2 separate regions of the Homo sapiens genome follow, and region 2 is linked to region 1. The links are chromatin loops, found by intact Hi-C in ENCODE. Cell type or tissue: CD14-positive monocyte. All regions are shown on one strand.

Region 1 (8,000 bases):
GAAGGAAGGAAGGAGAGAAAGAAAGAAAGAAAAGAAAGAGGGAGGGAGGGAAGAGAGAGAGAAAGAAAGAGAAAAAGAGAGAAAAAAGACAGAAAGAGAAAGAAAGAAAAAGAAAGAAAGGAAAGAGAAACAAGGAAGGAAGGATGGAGGGAGGGAGAGAAGGAGGATAGGGAAGGAGGAAGGAAGGAAGGAAGGAAAAAGAGAGAGAAAGAAAGAGAAAAAGAGAGAAAAGAGAGAAAGAAAGAAAGTAAGAAAGAAAGGAAGGGAGGGAGGAAAAAGAGAGAGAAAGAAAGAGAAAAAGAGAGAGAAAAGAGAAAGAAAGAAAGAAAAAGAGAGAGAGAAAGAAAGAAAAAAAGAAGGAAGGAAGGAAGGAAGAAGGGAGGGAGGGAGAGAGGAAGGAAGGGGGGGGAAGGAAGGAAGGGAGGGAGGGAAGGGGACGACTACATCAAAGAGGGACAAAAACAACTGGAAAAGGAACAAATTTCAGGGAGAAAATCAACTCATATAAAGTTTGAAGGACTCTTACAGATGCTAAGCTATATTTGCTAAACGACTGAAATGTGCTTTTTAAATTCACAACTACCTATCTAGAAGTGAACGATTTTGCCGCAAGAATATTTCTGAGATTTCACAACACGTCCTGAGATAATAGGAGAAACACTGGAGTGTCACGAAAACAGGGTGGCAGATCACACACTCTCACGCTAGGGACCCTCCTCAAAGCAGAGAGCGACACCCATAAATTGGAGGTGCCTCTAGAAATGGCTAACCTTCAGCACCTCTCAGTTCATCTCCCCACTCCCGCCTCCCGCATCCCTCTCACCTCCTTGCCAGTCTCTGGATTGAATTTGTTCAGTGCCGGGCAGCACATTGGGGGTGAGGGGCATGGCACTGCATTGGCTTTCTAGGGCTGATGTAACAAATTATCACCAGCTGAGTGGCTTAAAACAACAGAAATTTACTCTGTCAGAGTTCTGGAGACCAGAAGTCTGAAATCACGGTGTCATCAGGGCCACCCTCCCTATCGCCAAAGACCCCGGGGGAAATTCAGTTCCTTGCCTCTTAGCTTCTAGTGGCTCCATGTGCTTTTTGGCTCATGGCTGCAAGGCTTTAATCTCTGCAGCCACCATCACATGGCCTTCTGCTCTGTGTCTCAAATCTCCCTCTGCCTTTCTCTTGGTTTTAAGGCTCACCTGGATAATCTAAGATGACTTTATCAGGATATCTTTAAGTTAATTACTCCTGCAAAGACTCTTTTTGCAAATAAGGTCACATTCCCAGGGACTAGAAGAACATATCATTTGGGAAGGGGGCCACCATTCCACCCACTACAAGTAATGAATGAGAGATTTGCTCCCTCTTCTCATGGAATAGTAACTGAGACCCAAAGGGTAAATGTGAATAAGCACAGTGAAGGACAGAGGGAAAGCTTCCAGAGATGCTGGCAGGTTTGAAAACCTTGAAGAGAAAGCATGGAACATCCGAGGATTTCCACCAAGCTAGAAATGGGGCAAGGTGAAGCCAGAGGGGTGGGGTTGGGCCAGGTCACTGAGGGCTTCCTAAGCTCTGGGGTGATGTTTGGACTTGGAGACAGTGGGGAGCTCCTAGAGGGTTTTAAATAGGGGAGGATTGAGGGCGAGCATAGTGGCTCATGCTTGTAATCCCAGCATTTTGGGAGGCTGAGGCTGAGGTCTGGGTGGATCACTTAAGCCTGGGAGTTTGCGAGCAACCTAGGCAACATGGCAAAACCCCATCTCTACAAAATAAATACAAAAATTAGCTGGGTGTGGTGGTGCACACCTGCAGTCCCGGCTACTTGGCAGGCTGAGGTGAGAGAATTGCCTGAGCCCAGGAAGTTGAGGCTACAGTGAGCCATGACTGCACCACTGCACTCCAGCCTGGGCAACAGAGTAAGACACTGTCTTAGTCAATCAGTCAAGGAGGATCATGACCAGGTGTGTCTTTGAAAAAAATTACACATGTGCTTTGTGGAGAATGGATGTGAAAGGGGAAAACTGAGGGTAGACAAGTCAGATAAGGTGCTCTTTGAGATTCTAGGCAAAACATGGAGGTGGTTTGGACTAGATGGCTGGCAGAGGTAGAGTGGAATGGGTAGGTCAGAACCACCAAATGTTACTGAACCTTGTCTCTCCCAACCAGAGATTTAATTACTCACATTGACAAAGGCAATATGTAAAGACCATGCCTTAATGTGGCCTGGTAAAACCATGTCAAAAGGGACTCAAACTTTATCAATTATTCTGAAAGGCTGCAAGATGATTTTTTAGGAGGATAAATGAAAGCTTATACTGATGGGTGCTGAACTCACCCTGAAAATGCCCCTTCCTTTTCCATTCAGCTGTGTGCTCCTGTGGCATTGAAGAGCAGCACCAGTGTCATGTGGAGGTTTTAATGGCCTCTGCTTGGAATATGTGGATGTGAGGTTGCTGCAAGTATTCTCATTCTGGTATTTTTATGGCCTGAGCTATTTTAGCCAGGAGGATGCAAGCAGACCCCGAAAGCCCAATTACGTTTCTAGAATCTGAATGCCCAGCAACTTGGAAGGTCATGAGAAGCAGCTACCCCAGGGTTCAGAACTGTGAAGCGGCCTCCTGATTTGAAGGTAGAACATTGCCTCTTGGCAGCGCTGTTTGCACTCAATATAAAACCCAAAGTGGGTGGAAATGCTGCCCAGTTGGAAAAAAACAACAAAAATGCAAACCGAGTATTTGGAATTTTTATCCAATTCCTTCCACTATGACAAAAAAACTTCTAAATTCCCTCCCAAGATCCAACCTGCTATGTAGCTGGGGCTGTCTTCAGAGTCAGACCTGGGTTTGGACAGTCCCTGCGAAACAGGTCTTTAGATCTCTGTAGCTCCTACAGGGCTTCGCAAGTGCCAGAGACATAGACGTGTTCAGTAAACACTCGTGGATAAGAAGCTCTGCGCTCAAAGGTTTTGGAAAGAGAGAGGAAAAACAAAACAGACCGGGGCATTTCCACCTTATTAAAATGCAGCAGGACCGTCTTGCTAGGAGCAATGTTGATTTTCCACGAGCCCCGCACAGGGAACAAGAAGATCCAAGTCCCACTTCACATTGTTTCTCATTGTGTGACCTTGAGCAAACCCAGGGCCACAGTTTTGTCTTTGTTCATGTGAGGATCTGGGTTGGGAGACCCTATGCGAAGGCAATCAGGGTGCCGTTATCCACCCAGCTGTCGCCGGTGGGTACGTGCAAACACAGACTCTCTGTTGTTGATGGGGAAATAATCAGAGACAGATTCTCAGTGATGTAACCAAGAGAACCGAGCAGATGACTATAAAGACAGAAGTGAAAGTCCATTCCAGAACCGTGGCCGCCTGAGGAAACTCCCCAGGAGACACCCTGATGGGCACTGAGGAGCAAAATGCATGGTCCTGCTCACATCCCATCCCCTCTACCCCCCGAAGGGTACCTAATCCCCAAAGCACTAAAGTGTGAACATTCCTACCAGGACGTACTCATGGGTCAGACAGGGTCACAGCTCTGGAGCCTGCCATTCTACTGGTTCCTAGTTGGTCCTCTTGCCACACTGTTGTTATTACTGTTGTGGCTGTGGCTGTCGCTGTTGCTGTCTGTGCCAGGCGTGCAAATCCCCAAGGGCTGGGCCTTTCTTTTCTCCTGCCATACCCCCTCGGCCTCGCCACTGTGGTCCCCAGCCTGGTCTCTGCACACAGCAGGCATTCAATAACCACTCGCTGTTTAACCCTCATCATGGCAGGAAAATAAGCCGTGGCTGGGTGCTCAGAGCCTGGAATAGCATGTATGGGGGTGGGGCAGGGAGGGCACAGAGCCACGTGGAGCCAGGGCCCTAACGAGAAACAGGCCTCAGCACTGAGGAGAAATTGATTACCCTGCCTCTCAGTACCAGGCCTTCTCTCCAGAGCTCCTGCAAGAGACACAGACCTAGGGTGGAGGCCCCAGCCTGAGCCTCTTCAGGGCTATCCAGCCCCTAGTCCCCAGCATGGAAGCTAATGAGTGTATTTATAACCCACCTTGTCCCAAAAAGAATTACAAGCATTTTTCAAAAAGGGAAGCAATACCGTAAGAGGAAGTAAATTTAGAAGAAAAAAAATGAGTCAAAGGGAAATAAGGGCAGGATTGTTTTATGGTGGAAATTCAGGTTTGGGGTCAGATGGAGGGAGAACCAGTTCTGGACCCTTCGTTATGTCACCAGAGGAAGCTCTGCCCACCAGCCTACCAGCCACGAGTCTTATTGGGGGTGGCAAGGTTACCTGGGGATGATGATGTTTGTTGTTTTCTTAACCTCAAGCATGGTGATTGTGACAAGGATCAGGGCGGAATACTTGGAAAACATGGATCAGGACAGAAATACTTTGTGAATCAAGGAAAATATGTTGGTGCTATCTCCTGTCACTGAGGAATGGGATGGTTAAGCCTCCAGGCACTGGGGTAGAGGGATAAGAGTTCAAGTTCCAGTTCTGTAGCTGACTAGCTGCTTCTAACCTTCATTATTTAACTTCTCTAAGCTTCAGCTATACAAGAACTGAGTCGAGCATCCGAAGTCCCTATGAATAAAAAGTGAACGTGAACTCTTTGTGTAGCAAAGGCTGTCATAAGCATTTCCATATCTGAACCCCTTTAATACTGTTAAAAACCCCTGAGGTAGGTGGGTGCTGATATCATCCATATTTTGCAGACAAAGAAACAGGTTAAAATGACTAAATCCAAGTCACATTAACTGGTATATGGCAGAGTCAGGTTTTTTTTGTTGTTGTTGTTGTTTTTTTTTGAGACGGAGTCTCACTCTGTCACGCAGGCTGGAGTGCAGTGGCACAATCTCGGCTCACTGCAAGCTCCACCTGCCGGGTTCATGCCATTCTCCTGCCTCAGCCTCCCAAGTAGCTGGGACCACAGGCACCCACCACCACGCCCAACTAATTTTTTTTTTTTTTGTATTTTTAGTAGAGACGGGGTTTCACTATGTTAGCCAGGATGGTCTCTATCTGGTGACCTCGTGATCAGCCCGCCTTGGCCTCCCGAAGTGCTGGGATTACAGGCGTGAGCCACCCTGCCCAGCCAGAGCCAGGGTTTAAAGCAAGGGACTCTTCTTCAGAGTTTGTGCTCTGAGCCACTACTTTACACTATGTACATGCTCAGTAAATGATAGCTACTACTATAATAGGCAGGGCTAGTTAATATGCAGATGAGCTGTAGTAATATTTAGTTGACTACCTGGAGCATAGAAATTTATATTGTACCTGCAAAGATGTATGTGTGCATTTTGAACTTGGATAGTTTCTGCCTGATTGCACCTCAAAAAGCTATTGCAATAGTCATTCTCCCTAGCAATGTCTGAGACCTAGGTTTCAAAGGCACCAAAATGTATCTTATACTGCAACATAAAATTTGTTTAATTTACCAAATACCTACTGGGCTCCTACAATGGGCCAGGCATCATTGTAGGCACTTGGGGTATATTAGTGAACAAAAAGGACAAAAATCCATGCCCGGACAGAGTTTATATGTTTGGTGGGTTTCGGTTACTTTGTTGCAAAACAGGTCTTGAACTCCGGTCACAGCATCGCTTGCCTCTCCCTGGGTCCCACTCATAAAGAATTTAGAACTGAAGGATTCAGACTGAACAATCATTCCCTGAGCTCTGAAGGGCTAAGTGTCCATTATGTCACAGAGCCTCCAAGCTCTTCTCATAGGAATACTGCTAGTATAATCATCCCTATCTCCACAGATGAGGAACCAGAGGCTCGAAGAGTTAAGGTGTTTGTTCCAGATGACCCACCCAGGGCTAAGGGACAGAGCCAGGAGCTGCGCTCCCCTGGCCTGAGGTCCAGGATTTATTTCACTGCACCGCAGTGGTGAGATCACTATGAGGAAATTCATCTGGGGCCCAAACACATATTTTGGCCCTTAATCCTATAGCATCTACTGATTGCATCATCCATTTGGAACTCAGAATATGTTTGCCCTGATTCTTATTTTTGTGTGTATACGTACTCATTAATGTATAACTAGGACAAATATTATTAAAATATTAATATCCACAATCTTCCCCTTCTTCTTAAATAGTTTTTTGTTTTGTTTTGTTTGAGACGGAGTCTCGTTCCGTCGCCCAGGCTGGAGTGCGGTGGCGCGATCTCGGCTCACTGCAACCTCCGCCTCCTGGGTTCACGCCATTCTCCTGCCTCAGCCTCCCAAGTAGCTGGGACTACAGGCGCCCGCCACCACGCCCGGCTAATTTTTTGTATTTTTAGTAGAGACGGGGTTTCACCGTGTTAGCCAGGATGGTCTCCATCTCCTGACCTCGTGATCCACCCGCCTCCGCCTCTCAAAGTGCTGGGATTACAGGCAGGAGCCACCGTGCCCGGCCTTAAATAGATCTTAAAGGGGAAGAATTCTAGTTTGCTGGGTCCATTTCTAGACTACTGTTTGTTCAGGGGAATCCTGTTAAGGGACCAACAGAGATAACTCAAGAGTGCAGAAAGGCTATAATGATCTTTGGAATATGATCTTCAGAATAAAGACCAGCATAGGTATAGAATGAGAGAGACGGCGAGACCCTTGGGCTAGATGTCTGGACAGAATGTTGAGATTTGAAAAGTGAGAGTAGGAGAGAAAGAGAGCATTTTGGAAGAAACAATACTTACAAAGAGTAGAATACTAAAAAGAGCACCCAGTTGGTTCTCAGTGTTTGCTGATTGAGTAGACGAGTATGTTCAATAGATCGGTAGGATGACCATAGTTAACAATAATCCGTTGTACATTTCAAAATAGCTAGACGAGAATAATTCAAATGTTCCTCGCATAAAGATAAATACTTAAGGCTGGGTGCGGTGACTCATGCCAGTGCAATGCTGTGTCCCCACTCCCAATGTGCGGCCCAGCGCTGAACGAATTCAATCCAGAGACTGGCAGGGCGGTGAGAGGGATGGGGGGAGGGCAGGAGTGAGGAGACGAACTGAGAGGTGCTAATGGGTAGCAATTTCTAGAGACACCTCCGGTTTATGGGTGTCACTCTCCACTTTGACGAGGGGCCCTAGAGTGTGTGATCTGCAACCTTGTTTTGATGACACTCCAGTGTGTCTCCTATCTCCTATCTCAGGACATGTTGTAAAATCTCAGAAATGTTCTTGCCTTGCAGCAAAATCGTTCACTTCTAGATAGGTAGTTGGGTATTTAAAAGCACATTTCAGGCCGGGCACGGTGGCTCATGCCTGTAATCCCAGCACTCTGGGAGGCCGAGGCATGTGGATCACCTGAGGTCAGGAGTTCGAGACCAGCCTGGCCAACATGGTGAAAATCCGTCTGTACTAAAAATACAAAAAATTAGTTGGGCGTGGTGGCGGCCGCCTATAATCCCAGCTACTCAGGAGGCTGAGGCAGGAGAATGGCTTGAACCTGGGAGGTGGAGGTTGAAGTGAGCCAAGATGGCGCCACTGCACTCTAGCTTGGGCGACAGAGTGAAACTCAATCTCAAAAAAAAAAAAAAAAAAAAGATAAATATTTAAGGTGATGAGTTTTCCAGTTATCCTGATTTGATTTTTATACATTATATAAATGTATCAAATTATCATATGTACCCTGAAAATATATATACCTATTATGTACTCTGAAATATATATATATATATATATATATACCTATTATGTATCAACAAAAGGAAAGAAAGAAAAAGAACAGATGAACAAACAAGTGAATGAATAAATGAATGGATGAATGTAAAGCTGCCATCATTATGGAGGCTACAAAAGGGGCAGAGGAAAGGAGGAGCATTTGTAAGCGGTTTTACAGTGCATAAAACATATAATCCTTTGATGTTTCCTCAATAGATTGAGTAAGAATTATACTTTAATTGGCCAGGCGTGGTGGCTCAAGCCTGTAATTCCAGCACTTTGGGAGGCCGAGGCGGGCGGATCACGAGGTCAGAAGTTCAAGACCAGCCTGACCAACGTAGTGAAACCCCGTCTCTACTAAAAATAC
Region 2 (8,000 bases), 49 kb after region 1:
ATACTTATTAATTCATTAATCAATGAATACTTTTTAATTCAGCATATGTAGTCTGGAGCACTATGACAGCCTTCTGACTAACCTCCCTATCTCTCTTCTTTGCCTCCTACATATTGTAGCCATAGTGATCTTCGTAAACTGTCCATTTGATCCTTCCATTTTCTTTAAAATGGAGTTTCTTTCAAATTCTTCAATGGTCCTTTGTTGCCCTCACAATTTCTTATCTTGCCATGTAATTCCCTCCTGTTCATCTTTCCAGCCTTACTTCTCACCATATAGGCACATACACTCACACACACTTGCTGTCTTCCTCTCTTCCCCATCTAGCCACACTGAAACACTGGCACTCGTCCCAAAAGCACCATGCCCTTGACCTGGCTAACTGCTCATTGCTTTGAGTCTCAGCTTAGTTGTCACTTTCTTGGCCCCTCAAGATGACGTTGGTGCCCCTGCACTGTGCTCCCATAACCCTCTGCCTACCGTAGCAGGCATTTTATGGTTTGCCTTAAGTTATTGTAGAGGCAAAGAAAATTTCCTTCTCCTTTTGAAGGTTCAAGTCTCCTAAACAAACTGACAATAGACAGATTAATAGGAGAAAAGGCATACACATTTATTAATGTGCACATCACACAGGAGTCCTGCAAATATGAGACTCAAAGAAAGGACAGATGGTTGAAGTATTTATACCCTATTCATAGGGAAGAGAAAAATAGGGGTATAGGCAATTTTGAGGGGTAATAAATTATTTTCAGGTGAATTGAATGAGCCCAAAGAGCAGACAATAGTTTGTCAATAATTTTCTTTGGAAACTGAATGGGAAAAGTTACTAGAAGGTGAGGGGTGGAACTACACTGTGAACAAAGGTTGTCTTACCATGCATATAAAGTCTCTTAGATAATTTTTCCGAGCTGCCCTCTAAAGAGCGGATGAGGCTGGGCTTGGTGGCTCATGCCTACAATCCCAGCACTTTGGGAGGCTGAGGCCGGCCGATCATTTGAGGTCAGGAGATCGAGACCAGCCTGACCAACATGATGAAACCCTGTCTTTACTAAAAATACAAAAATTAGCCAGGCGTGGTAGTGGGCATCTGTAATCCCAGCTACTCGGGAGGCTGAGGCATGAGAATTGCCTGAACCCAGGAGGAAGAGATTTCAGTGGCTACTGCACTCCAGCCTGGGCCATAGAGTGAGACAGTCTCAAAAAAAGAAAAAAAAAAAAGAATAGATGAAAAGTCTATGTGGGCATGGTGATGACTTCTATTTCCTTTCATCTCTGGTAGTTAATCATTCCCGATTATTTGATGAGATTCCTAAGGAGAGAGTCTTAACACAATTCAATTTCTTTTGGAAGTTTTCCTCAATCAGATAAGGGAACTGCTAGAGAGAGCCCTTCTCTGTACTGGATGGGAAGGAAACAAAAGAAAGAAAGTTAAAAAGTTCTGGCCAGGCACGGTGGCTCACGCTTATAATCCCAGCACTTTGGGAGGCTGAGGTGGGTGGATCACGAGGTCAGGAGTTCAAGACCAGCCTGGCCAACATGGTGAAACCCCTTCTCTACTAAAAATACAAAAATTAGCCGGGCCTGGTGGCACATGCCTGTAGTCCCAGCTACTCAGGAGGCTGAGGCAGAGAACTGCCTAAAACTGGGAGGCAGAGGTTGCTTCACGATCGCACTACTTCACTCCAGCTCTGAGCAACAGAGCAAGACTGTATCTCAAAAAAAAAAAGGATCTTGGTTCCAAGGCAGTTTCTAAAGCCTTCCAATTTCCCTTAAATTCCATACTTTGGGGTATCTTTCTCTGTGCCCCAACAGTATCAGGTTCTTTTTCCCTGGCAGACTGTCCTGCCACATCCTATTCCCTGCAGTGCTCTAAACACTGGTTAGCACATAGTCTACATCCTGGAAAAGAGGCTTGTTGGATGTGTAGGGGAGAAAAAAAATATTTTCCTCACTCATCCAAAGGACAGATTAATAAGAAAAAAGCACACAGGCTTACTTAATTTATATTTTACATGACACGGGCATCTTCATAAGGAAATGAAGACCTGAAGAAATGGTTAAACTTGTGTATTTATTAATACATGCTAGGTTTGATGAATAAGTAGACTGTTATGGAGAAATAGGATTGCACAAAGGGTATAATCCAATGGTAATAAACTAGGGGAAACTTAGCAAGGCCTATTTGTTCAGATTCTTCTCTGTGGCCTTTTGTCTTATAAGATAAGGATGTTCTTTCCACTGGGTATAGGGAGGGCACTTCTTACATGGGGGTGTTATGACCTGCTTCAGGAGAAAGAAAAATTCCTCCTTGGTTTTTATGACGTGCTTTAGAAAAGAAAGGTGGGGAGTAGGGGTGAGGGTGAGTGATCTTCCTGCTGTTTTCTCAAATGTTAAGGCGCCATATTTGGGGGTAGCATGTCCTGAGCCCCATTAGGTGGATGGATGGATAGATAAATGACATTTAGGAGAGAGCTGGGTTCAAGAGCAGATATTACTGGTGGCATCTGCTAAGAAAACCTCAGTGCTAGAAACACCACAATTCCCAGGCAAAATTGTGTTAAAAGTTATTAGTGTTAGTTATGAAAAAGGCTTTCCAAATTTACTTCCATAATCTGAGTCTCTTGTCACCTTATTGCAAAAGCTCTATAGAGGTTCTTTTCTTCTCTTCTATAACATTAACTTCCAAAACACAGATAGCCTAAAAGCTTGCACTTTCTAGAGATGCAGATGATTGATAAGTTGTCTCCTCTTTATTTCAAGGTAAAGAAGAAGATGGGGTTACACAGAAGCCCAGTATTGACTTCGCCTCTTCTTCCTGGGGCTCAGTTGAGTTTGATGGATTTCAAAATTCAAGCTGTAAAATATGAGAGGACTTGATTTTCTCCAAGTCATATTTCCTTGTGTGTGCTCCAGAGTCTTAGAGTCTGGAGGGGGTGGGGCTTGGAGATGGGACAAGGCTTGACTACAGTCCAGCCTCCCAGAGTAAATGCAATTCAGCAGCCAGAATAACAGACTCCCAATTTAGGAATTTGCCATGGATGCTGCCCAAGGATCATTCCTGGGTTCCTCTGAGTATATTTGACTAACTGAAAGAGAAAAGCAACTTGTAGTCACATATAACAGTCAGGATTCTCTCATCACCAGAGCAAAAACAATAGATTTTTAAGTGTATCTTATTGCTGGAGGCAAAGAAATGAATTTAACGAGGTATTCACCTGGCAGGAAACTTCACAATTTGTGTGTATATATGTGTATAAATACACATATATACATATATATGTAATTTTTAAATTTATTTATTTATTTATTTTTTGAGATGGAGTCTCTGTCACCCAGGCTGGAGTACAGTGGCACGATCTCGGCTCACTGCACCCTCCACCTCCCAGGTTCAAGCAATTCTCCTGCCCCAACCTCTTGAGTAGCTGGGACTACAGGCACGCACCACCACACCTGGCTAATTTTTGTATTTGTAGTAGAGATGGGGTTTCACCATGTTAGCCAGGCTAGTCTTGAACTCCTGACCTCAGGTGATCCGCCCACCTCAGCCTCCCAAAGTGTTGGGATTACAGGCGTGAGCCACGGCACCCGACCCACAATTTCAATATAAGAGTAACAGCTATGTGCCGAAGTCATAAAAAAAAAGATATTCCAACTTAATTTATCTGCCCAATTACATCTAGTATTACTATAAAAATAAAAATGATTTTTTTTAAGGTATAAGCTTTTAAACCAATACTTCTATTTCAAAAATTTTAGCAAATCTAAATTTCCTAACAATTAGTCGTGTAGGATCTGTAAGTTGTTTTGATTTCTATATGAAGGGAAGAAGAAAAAGGACACCCCATGTTACGATTTAGCTTAAACTTCCCTCTTTGCTTTATATTCAACCAAGTCAGAAAACCATGTTCTTTGTTTGCCTCATTCCTTTATTTTTTTTCAAAAAAAACAAAAAACAAACAACAAAAACCAAGTGTCCTCTTTTTCTGTGTACGGTTCTGGTCCAAAGTAATCAGTATTGGAAATTGGGCTGTTTTTGCTTCATTTCTGGGGCCTGAGTCCTTCTCTCCAATACCAGGATGCCCTTAGGGAAGATACAGGGGAAATGATGTCATTCTCTTTGGTCTCTTTTCAGGCTTTGGGCTTTTTCTTCAGGCCCAACCCTTAATGAACCTGCTTTCTAATTAGCCAGCCAGGAGTACAGTGAAATGAAATGTGCATCTTCTGCTTCCCTTTTCTCTTCAATAAAAGCACACGCATTATTTGCTCCTTCAGCCAACTCAGGTGATTTCACCAGAATGTGTGCATAAATCTTCTCAGCATCATTGTCAAACAGCTGGAAGCAAACCTTTTTTTTTTTCCTCTCTCACAACTTGGAAACTAAAAAATAGAAACTGCCTTGTCTAAGGTCAAGCCTGGCTGAGGGGGGAGGGGCAGCTGCAGCAGAGGCGGGAGGAAGGGGTTCAGGTGAATATTCATCCCCCAAGTCCACTTCATCATTCACTGAGTGATGCCCTTTCTATGAAATTAGGCAAAACAAAAATCTAAATTTAGAAAATCTGTTAGAACAAATTTCATATGTTAACTTGATAAATGTATGTTTACTCCCTGGATATTTGGAATACTCTATGATTTCATAATGAACACTTTGAATTAATTTTGCTCTTTTTCTCTAATATTCGGCTTCTTTGGCTGTTCTCCTGATACACTGGCAACTGGCAAATGCATGTGCTTTAGTTTGGTGGGGATTGGAACTGAGATTGGTCACTGAGCCCCACTTCAGCTAGCTGGAAAACAGTGCTGTTGAAAGCACTTTCTCCAATTCCCTTCCCTCTGAGCCCATCACTCATTCAGGCAGCTGCTGCCCAGGCCCTCTCCTTGGCTATTATTTTATTTTATTTATTTATTTATTTAATTTATTTTTTATTATTTATTTATTTATTTATTTATTTATTTTTTTGACACAGGGTCTCGCTCCATCGTCCAGGCTAGAATACAGTGGCGGGATCTAGGCTCACTGCAACCTCTGCCTCCTGGGTTCAAGTGATTCTCCTGCCTCAGCCTCCCGAGTAGCTGATATTACAGGCATGCACCACCATGCCCAACTAATTTTTGTATTTTTAGTAGAGACAGGGTTTCACCATGTTGGCCAGGCTGGTCTCGATCTCCTGACCTCAAATGATCGGCCAGCCTCGGCCTCCCAAAGTGCTGGGATTAAAGGTGTGAGCCACCTCGCCAGGCGTCACCTTGGTTATTTTAATGTGTGGCTCTCCCTGCTGAAATGATCTGTTTTATCTACCTGCCTCCCCCACCGGACTTCACCTGCTCAAAGACAGGGACTCTGTCTCAATTCATTCTTACAGCCTCAGCCCTTTAAGCTTTAGTGGAAGCTCATTAAATGGCTTCTTGAACTAAAACTAAGGAAAAGGAGGAAGCGGTGAGCGGGTATGGGCAGAATAATTTGAGGGAAGGGAGTGAAGGGGGAGGGAGAGGGGTAGAATGACAGAGAAAAGAGTCAAAACTGGCAACCCAAATTACTTTGAGGCCAAACTAGCATTTATTTTTAGAAAGGACCCAGGCCTCAGTAAAAAGCAACACACTTAGGAAAGAGTTAATGAAACATTGTGGAAGAATCTGGCTTATAGGGTAAACTGGTGTTCCTCGCCATGGGAAATTGCTGGTATGGGGCCAGGCACGGCGGCTCAGACCTGTAATCTCAGCACTTTGGGAGGCTGAGGCAGGCGGATCACCTGAGGTAAGGAGTTCAAGACCAGTCCGGGCAACATGGCAAAACCTCACCTCTACTAACAATACAAAGCTTACCCAGGTGTGGTGGCAGTCACCTGTAATTCCAGCTACTTGGGAGGCTGAGGCAAGAGAATCGCTTGACCAGGGAGGCAGAGGTTGCAGTGAGCCAAGAAATCGTACCACTGCTCTCCAGCCTGGGCAACAGAGCAAGATTTTGTCGGAAAGGAAAGGGAAGGGAAGGGGAGGGGAGGAGGGGAGGGGAGGAGAGGGGAGGGGAGGGAGGGAGAGAGCAAGAGAAAGAAAGAAAGAAAGAAAGAAAGAAAGAAAGAAAGAAAGAAAGAAAGAAAGAAAGAAAGAAAGAAAGAAAGAAAGAAAGAAGAAAGAAAGAAAGAAAGAAAAGAAAAGGAAAGAAAGATGAAAGGAGGGAGGAAGGAAGGAAGGAAGGAAGGAGAAATCGGTAGTACACTGGTTACAATGCCAACTCCTGTCTCCACCCTGGACAACTGACTCAGAATCTTTGGGGTTGGGAACCTCCAAAAGTTTTTATTAAGTATCGCAGGCACTAGAGCTTGAAAACCATCCATGTAGTCCTTCCTAGGTGTACTTCATCCCCCTTGATCTACCCAGGTCCAGTTAGCATGGAGGGTTTTTTGGAAGGGGAGGGAGAACTTTCCCTCTACCCTCTGAAGGTTTGATAATTGAGTCTATGATGTAAACTGACAGTAGACAGCTTGACAAGAGACAAGATATACAAATTTATTACATGCACAGGGGTGTCACATGAAAGAAACATGAATAAAATCCGCCTCCCCCCCACCCTTATCCACAGTTTTGCTTTCCTCTGTCTCAGTCACCCACGGTCAACCATGGTTCGAAAATAGGTGAGTACAGTACAATAAGACATTTTGAGGAGAAAAAAACCATATTCATACAACTTTTATACAGTATATTATTCTAATTATTCTATTTTGTTATTAATTATTGTTAAATCTCTTTCTGTGCCTAATTTATTTTTTAAATTTGCTTTAGAGATGGGGTCTCACTATGTTTCCCAGGCTGGTCTCAAACTCCCAGGCTCAAGCTCTCCTCCTGGCCCAGCCTCCCAAGTAGCTGGAACTACAGATGCATGCCACCTTGCCCAGCCTAATTTATAAATTAAACTTTATCATAGGTATGCATGTATAGGAAACATCAGACTATAAGGTTTGGTGCCATCTTTGATTTCAGGCATCCACTGGAGGGCTTGAGACTTATCACCCATAGATAAGGAGGGGACTACTGTACCTCAAAACCTGGTGGATCTAGAGTCTTATATTCCCTCTTCATAAAGGAGAGGGGAGGGGAGATGTAGGTAACTCAGGAGAGATTGATTTGGGGGAAAGATGAACAGGACCTCAGAAGAATAGGTGACAGCCTGTGGCAAAGTCTGTCTGGCTATGGTGTCGAACTCCAGTCTCCTCTCCTGTGATCCCAGTTAATCTTCTCTGCTTGATGAAATTCCCCAGGAGGGGATTCATGACAACTGAGTTCTTTTTAGAGGATCCATCAGTAGGCAGATAGGGAGTTCTGAGAAAGCCTCTGCCTGCATATGCTATGTCCCAGGTGTCCTCAGTTCAAAGTAATCAGCATACCAAAGTGTCATTTTGGGGATGATATTTCCTGAATTCCTTTATCTTCATCTAAGACCTCGCCTTCTATGTGAAAGCCAGATTTATCAACTTTGAAAGACCCATGAGTCTTCAACATACAAACTATGATGTCCTTTCATTCATTCTGCACAGTGTCACTGCCACACACACACGTGCATGCACACGTGTGAGCAACCACATACAGAGACACGTGCGTGCTTGAACATGTGCACAGTGGGCACAGGTATATAGGCACATGGGTGCATACATGCTTGTACCAGCTTCCAGATTTCTGTAGGGCCAGTGCCTTGGGTCACTTGCTTTGTCTCTTAAAAATGTCTCCTGACTAGGGCAGCCTTAACCAGGACTGGGTTGGGAATATTAGGTATAAGAATCAATAGGGAAAAAAGCTTTTAGGGCAAAAATGCTTTGGATAAAATTCCAAAGGTTTAAATTTCACACCTTTGACAGAAGTCAAAGGTCTAGATAAAACCTAGATATATGCAGGAAAGAAAAAGATCTTCTAGATAAAACTGAGATATTTGCAAGAAAGAAAAAATGAAGACGTCATTTTTATTTTCTAAAACTCACTACAGGCCGGGCATTGTGGCTCACACCCATAAGCCC

What was found. Peaks named below come from ENCODE experiments on the same cell type or tissue, not always from the same donor. Only the 100,000 strongest peaks of a DNase experiment are listed, where the experiment ranks them.
Region 2: a loop joins it to region 1, with 1.9 times the contacts of the local background. A loop is called at or near these places in 3 of 110 quality-filtered maps.

Annotation. Positions count from the first base shown.
Region 1 is chr4:26,215,000-26,222,999 of GRCh38, forward strand. All of the region lies in intron 1 of LOC124900690 (a long non-coding RNA gene), which reads right to left. It also overlaps a transcript of RBPJ not described here. Among named protein-coding and RNA genes, the nearest start is that of RBPJ, 100 kb to the right of the region's middle. RefSeq lists an enhancer at 3,171-3,230. In CD14-positive monocyte, no CTCF peak of the experiment used is centred here; DNase peaks (open chromatin) are centred at 3,322 and 4,132; H3K4me3 peaks cover 2,107 bases; H3K27ac peaks cover 2,407 bases.
Region 2 is chr4:26,264,317-26,272,316 of GRCh38, forward strand. The region is part of intron 1 of LOC124900690 (a long non-coding RNA gene); the gene reads right to left. It also overlaps a transcript of RBPJ not described here. Among named protein-coding and RNA genes, the nearest start is that of RBPJ, 53 kb to the right of the region's middle. In CD14-positive monocyte, no CTCF peak of the experiment used is centred here; a DNase peak (open chromatin) is centred at 4,165; H3K4me3 peaks cover 539 bases; H3K27ac peaks cover 2,160 bases.